Linked DNA regions of Homo sapiens: region 1 is linked to region 2. A link is a loop called in an ENCODE intact Hi-C map of the cell type or tissue named here. Cell type or tissue: endothelial cell of umbilical vein. All regions are shown on one strand. Each heading gives the region's core, and the rest is flanking DNA. Links, peaks and the distances in the headings are about the cores only.

Region 1 (2,919 bases), core at 283-2,782, 440 kb before region 2:
GAATGATGGAACTCCTGGTCTGAAATGAGAACTATATATAACTCCTGGATTTTTTCCTTTCCCTCAACTCCCCGGCAATGGATTGAATGTTTGCGTCCCCCACAAATTCTTATGTTGAAATCCTAACTCTCAATAGGACAGTATTAGAAGGTGGGGCTTTTGGAAGGTAATTAGATCTTAAGAGTAGAGACTTTAAGAATAGGATTCGTGCCCTTGCATGAGAGCCACAAATAGCTCTCCAGCCTTCTGTCTGCCATGTGAGGAGACAATGAGAAGACAATAGTCTTCAACCTGGAAAAAGGCTCATACCAGAGCCTGACCAAGCTGGCACCTATCTCAGATTTCCAGCTTCCAGAACTGTAAGAAATCCATTTCTGACTTTTATAGGCCACCCGTATATTGTATTTTTATGGTAGCAGCCTGAACAGACTAAGGCCTGTTGGCTTTACTTTCACAATGGAAACCAGTCTTTTCACTCCTCATTCTCTGCTGCTTCCTTTCTAATTCAAGCTACCATCACCGCTCCTCCGGACCCGTACAGTCATCTTCCAGCTGGTCTCCCTCCTCCATCCCTGTCTTGTACAATCCATCTTCCACCTAGAAGCCAGAATGGTGTTTTAGAAACCTGAATCCAAGCATGTTATCTCTATGTTAAAACTCCCTAATGCATTTAAAAATCTCCACAATCTGGCCCGCGTTTACCTTTATCTGACACCACTCGTGTTGATTTTTTTTCTTTTTTGAGATAGAGTCTCACTTTATCACTCAGGCTGGAATGCAGTGGCTCGATCTCGGCCACTACAGCCTCCACCTCCTGGGTTCAAGTGATTCTCCTGCCTCAGCCTCTTGCTGTAGCCGTGATTACAGTGCATGCCACCAAGCCTGGCTAATTTTTGTATTTTTAATAGAGACGGGGTTTTGCCATGTTGGCCAGGCTGGCCTTGAGTTCCTGGCTTCAAGTGATCTGCCCGCCTCTGCCTGCCAAAGTGCTGGGATTACAGGTGTGAGCCACCGCGCCCAACCTCGTGTTGATTCATTTCTTGTTATTGTCTTTTCCTTTGCCCACACTTACCCTCCTCTCCCCTTAGAATGTACACCTTTGAGAGAAGGGACCTTGTTTGTCCCAATCATAGAGACAGAGCTGTGCCTGGCACTTGGTGGATGCTCAATCAATATGTTTACAATGCAAATGGCAGAGAAGAAATTTAGGCAAGCAACCGTGGGTTTTCTGTATTCAGTTCTGATACCGACTTTCAGTTCTTTTCACCAAAGAATTGGCAAGAGTCCTGAGCCAGGTGCTGGAGGGGATGATTGGGACTTCTCTTCCAGGCTCTGCAGATACCCTTTTGCATGTCCCAATATTGTTCTTTTCACACACCGATCCATGCCTTGGTGGCTCTTTTCACATACAGCTTTCATTCTTGCCAATGTAGTTATGCAACGATTGTGTCAAGTACTGGAACATTCCACTAGAGGGCAGTAGAATATAGTGTTCAGAGTTAGGGATCTGAAGCCATTGACTGCCTTGCCATCTATTCCCTTCCAGGAATCATTTTGGAGAGAGGGCAGCGATCATTTTGAACCATGATGATATGAGGGCAACCACCTAGGGATGGTAGAAGAGCAAGCTGGATCAAATGGCCATATAACACATAAATCACTATGGTTAAGAACTTAGTACCCCCTGCCATTCCTTCCTGCCCCCTACAGGTAGGCTGCCTGGGTTAAAATAGGAGGGGGAGGGAGGAGATGTACATTACTGCTGCTCACATCCCATTGTCCGGAAAATACTGCTTGCTGAGGTGTCATATGGCTACACTTTCCTATAAGAAAGACTGTGAAATGTTGCATTTTTTCTTGGTGGCCAAAAATCTATTATGGAAGAATGGGAAAATGAATATTGGAAGTTAACTGGCAATTTCTGCCACAAATTCTTTTTTTTTTTATTATTATACTTTAAGTTCTAGGGTACATGTGCACAACGTGCAGGTTTGTCACATATGTATACACGTGACATGTCGGTGTGCTGCACCCATTAACTCGTCATTTAAATTAGGTTTATCTCCTAATGCTATCCCTCCCCACTCCTCCCACCCCACGACAGGCCCCGGTGTGTGATGTTCCCTTTCCTGTGTACAAGTGTTCTCATTGTTCAGTTGCCACCTATGAGTGAGAAGATGCAGTGTTTGGTTTTTTGTCCTTGCAATAGTTTGCTGAGAATGATGGTTTCCAGCTTCATCCATGTCCCTACAAAGAACATGAACTCATCCTTTTTTATGGCTGCATAGTGTTCCATGGTGTATATGTGCCACATTTGCTTAATCTAGTCTATCATTGTTGGACATTTGGGTTGGTTCCAAGTCTTTGCTGTTGTGAATAGTGCCGCAATAAACATACGTGTGCATGTGTCATTATACCAGCATGATTTATAATCCTTTGGGTATATACCCAGTAATGGGATGGCTAGGTTGAATGGTATTTCTAGTTCTAGATCCCTGAGGAATCGCCACACTGACTTCCACAATGGTTGAACTAGTTTACAGTCCCAACAACAGTGTAAAAGTGTTCCTATTTCTCCACATCCTCTCCAGCACCTGTTGTTTCCTGACTTTTTAATGATCGCCATTCTAACTGGTGTGAGATGGTATCTCATTGTGGTTTTGATTTGCATTTCTCTGATGGCCAGTGATGATGAGCATTTTTTCATGTGTCTGTTGGCTGCATAAATGTCTTCTTTTGAGAAGTGTCTGTTCATATCCTTTGCCCACTTTTTGATGGGGTTGTTTGTTTTTTTCTTGTAAATTTGTTTGAGTTCATTGTAGATTCTGGATATTAGCCCTTTGTCAGATGAGTAGATTGCAAAAATTTTCTCCCATTCTGTAGGTTGCCTGTTCACTCTGATGGTAGTTTCTTTTGCTG
Region 2 (2,919 bases), core at 149-2,648:
CTTTACCTTTTGTCAGTGGATCTCTGTGTGGCTTGGAGAATTCATTCAAAGTTCCAGATTTTTATGAGTCTCCAGTCTGTCCTGAATGTGAATGTGTATGCAGCCTTGTGCATACCTTCTAGACCACCAGACACATGTGGCAGCTTTTCAAGACCCTCTTTAGTTGTATCATTACCTGGATTTCCATGTTAAATTTTTGGCAGGCCTGTTGGCCTATTGCTTGTCCTAACCAGTACTGCAACCTCAAGCTAGCTGCAATTTTGGTCTTCCATGATTGTCACTGAGATAACTCTTGTTTTCAACAACCCTGGGCATGGAAGTAAAGTCAGTCACCCTCTGCTGCCACGCCATTCCCTCCCACAAGCCCCACCCACCTGGATAGAACTTCCTTACCACAACCGCAGAGCTGGAGGTGAAGGGGCAATGCTAAAACACTACAGACTTCCACTGTTCTTTCTGAGAACCAATAGACTTTCTTTTTTTTTTTTTTAGACGGAGTCTTGCTCTGTTACCCAGGCTGGAGTGCAGTGGCGCGATCTCAGCTCACTGCAACCTCCGCCTCCCTGGTTTCAAGGGATTCTCCTGCCTCAGCCACCCGAGTAGCTGGGACTACAGGCTCGCGCCACCACGCCCTGCTGATTTTTTGTATTTTTAGTAGAGACGGGGTTTTACCGTGTTAGCCAGGATGGTCTCAATCTCCTGACCTGCCCGCCTTGGCCTCCCAAAGTGCTGGGATTACAGGCGTGAGCCCACGCCCGACCACGGATGGACTTTCTTAAATTAACCCTTCTCAATCTGTTGTATGGCTTTGGTCAAATTTCCAGTCTTTAAATGACTGTCTTTGGCAATTTTGTCTGGCTTCATAATTGTTTTGGGAAAAGAGGATTTGCTGAGATCTGCACTCAGCCATTCCACAAGTCCTGCCCACTTGCAGCAATGAGTTTTTGTGGGCACAAAGCAAACAGTATACACTACAATATTTCATGGAAGGAACTGAGGCCAAGAGAGAGGAAGTGCTTTGTCTAAAGTCCCACAGCAAGTCCATGGTCGAGCTAGGACCAGAACTACTCCCTTGCCCCTGCCAACAAACCAACTCTTTCTTCTGCCTTAAAGGGAAAATGTAATGGCAGCCACATATCCACTAGAGGGCTCCCCATACCAGGCTTCTCACCCAGAAAGCAGAATGATATTGCAGGAGACTTCAAACTGGACTTCATTTTCTTTTGCCATAAGCCCAGGGAAAGCAGTAGGGATATCCCCCACCATAAATCCCGGAAGCCGGTAGTATACAGAAGAGGTTGAGTGCTACGAGTTGGGAAGACAGCATGTGAGTGATGTAGATGGATACAGAGGAGCAGAAAGCAGCCAAGAGAGTAAGTGAAGAAAGGCAAAGTGGAGGAGAGCTCTTTCTCGTCCTTTGAAGAAGACTAAAAAGGAACAATAGCAAATAGTATTTTCTTTGTGATTCAGATAGTAATAAGACTATATTGCTTTAAGCAGATGCCTCTGTCTTCATAAATGGCAAAGGATCAGAGAAACTGTTTTAAAATGTTCATAAGAAAGTCTGAAGTTTAAATATTTTGAAGCTCATTTTAAAAAATCAAGTCAGGTTCAACATTTGCATGTGCAGATGCAGGTAAACAGTTAAATTGCCTTTAATTTATAATTTAGGTATATACAGATTTTTGATTCATAGATTGTCTAATTATTTTTTCCTTTCAGACATAGGTAAATGAGAGAGGAAGAGAAGTTATTTAGCCTAATTTCTTTATATGAACATATGTGCTAAGCTGAGGCCATTTCTGCTATTATACACACATGACACAGGAGACCCCATAGGCCCATCCTCACTGTTACAGTAATCTAAGGACCATTACTATCTAAGTCCTGACACTGGTCAGGAAGAAAAACAGAAATGCCCATGGACAAAAGATGAACAAGAAGTGAAGAACAGGCGCCAGAGCTCAAATCAATCCAACTCAGGCTATTATTTCTGGCATTGATCAGGGTGAAGGAAATGGCAGTAACAGTAAGATTATGGGACAGGTTTTTCTGAGTCACTCCAGAGGGAAAGCCACTTGACACGTTATGTTACTCTTGAACTAACCCCTGATTCCATCTCACTCTACCTGACCACAGACCCCAATACCTTAGAGTCCTAACCAATGCCTTTCACCCACCATCCACCATATCTAGTGGAGGGCAGGGCTCTCAGAGTCGGCCAAGCCAGCTGGACGGTCACGTCTGTTCTTTGTAGGAACATGCGGTCCGTTCTTCACCATCCCTCCACCTTGGACATATTTCCCCACCAACCAAATAGCCAGTTACTTCCCACTCAACATGGCTAGGTCATTCCCTATGACAACAAACAAGCAATCAATCAAATCCTTGTTGTTGTTTCCTGGAAAACTGACAGCAAGAAGATAACCCAATTCATTGTGAGGCCAATCTAAGCCAGAAGAAAGCTCAGAAAACCCAAGTTCTGTTCATCAAGGATGTCGAACAAGCTTTGTGGTACAGAAAACAGAAGGCTCAGGGATTGGAGAAGGAAAGAGGAGGGAATTTTGGAATTTTAAGTATTTTCTTTTGCATTTTAATACTCTCTCATCTGCAATATTGCCACTGGATGAGGTAGTAAGGTATAAAACTAAATGGGATTCACAGAGACTTAACAGTTATCCACTCTCTTGTTAAATTTCCTCCCACTGTAAATCGATTATATTGAGTATTGATTCTCAGCCTTGGTTACAAATTGAAATCGCCTGTGGAGCTTTAAAAAGTTCAGATTGGTCTGGAGTATAGCCTGGGTGCCAGAGTTTTAAAAGCTCCTTAGGTGAGTTTAAGGTGCAGCCAAGGTTGCGGTTATACTGGGGTCTTTTCTACAGTCCCATCCTTCCCTTTTTCTTTTCTTTAACATCT

What was found. Peaks named below come from ENCODE experiments on the same cell type or tissue, not always from the same donor. Only the 100,000 strongest peaks of a DNase experiment are listed, where the experiment ranks them.
Region 1: a loop joins it to region 2, with 8 times the contacts of the local background. A loop is called at or near these places in 6 of 110 quality-filtered maps.

The regions. Positions count from the first base shown.
Region 1 is chr11:63,034,383-63,037,301 of GRCh38, forward strand. No RefSeq gene overlaps it. Among named protein-coding and RNA genes, the nearest start is that of SLC22A8, 20 kb to the left of the region's middle. In endothelial cell of umbilical vein, for the core only: CTCF peaks have their summits at 1,495 (motif pointing right) and 1,696 (motif pointing left); a DNase peak (open chromatin) is centred at 1,509.
Region 2 is chr11:63,477,850-63,480,768 of GRCh38, forward strand. All of the region lies in intron 3 of PLAAT5 (phospholipase A and acyltransferase 5), which reads right to left. Among named protein-coding and RNA genes, the nearest start is that of PLAAT5, 12 kb to the right of the region's middle. In endothelial cell of umbilical vein, for the core only: a CTCF peak has its summit at 1,143 (motif pointing right); a DNase peak (open chromatin) is centred at 1,182; H3K27me3 peaks cover 196 bases.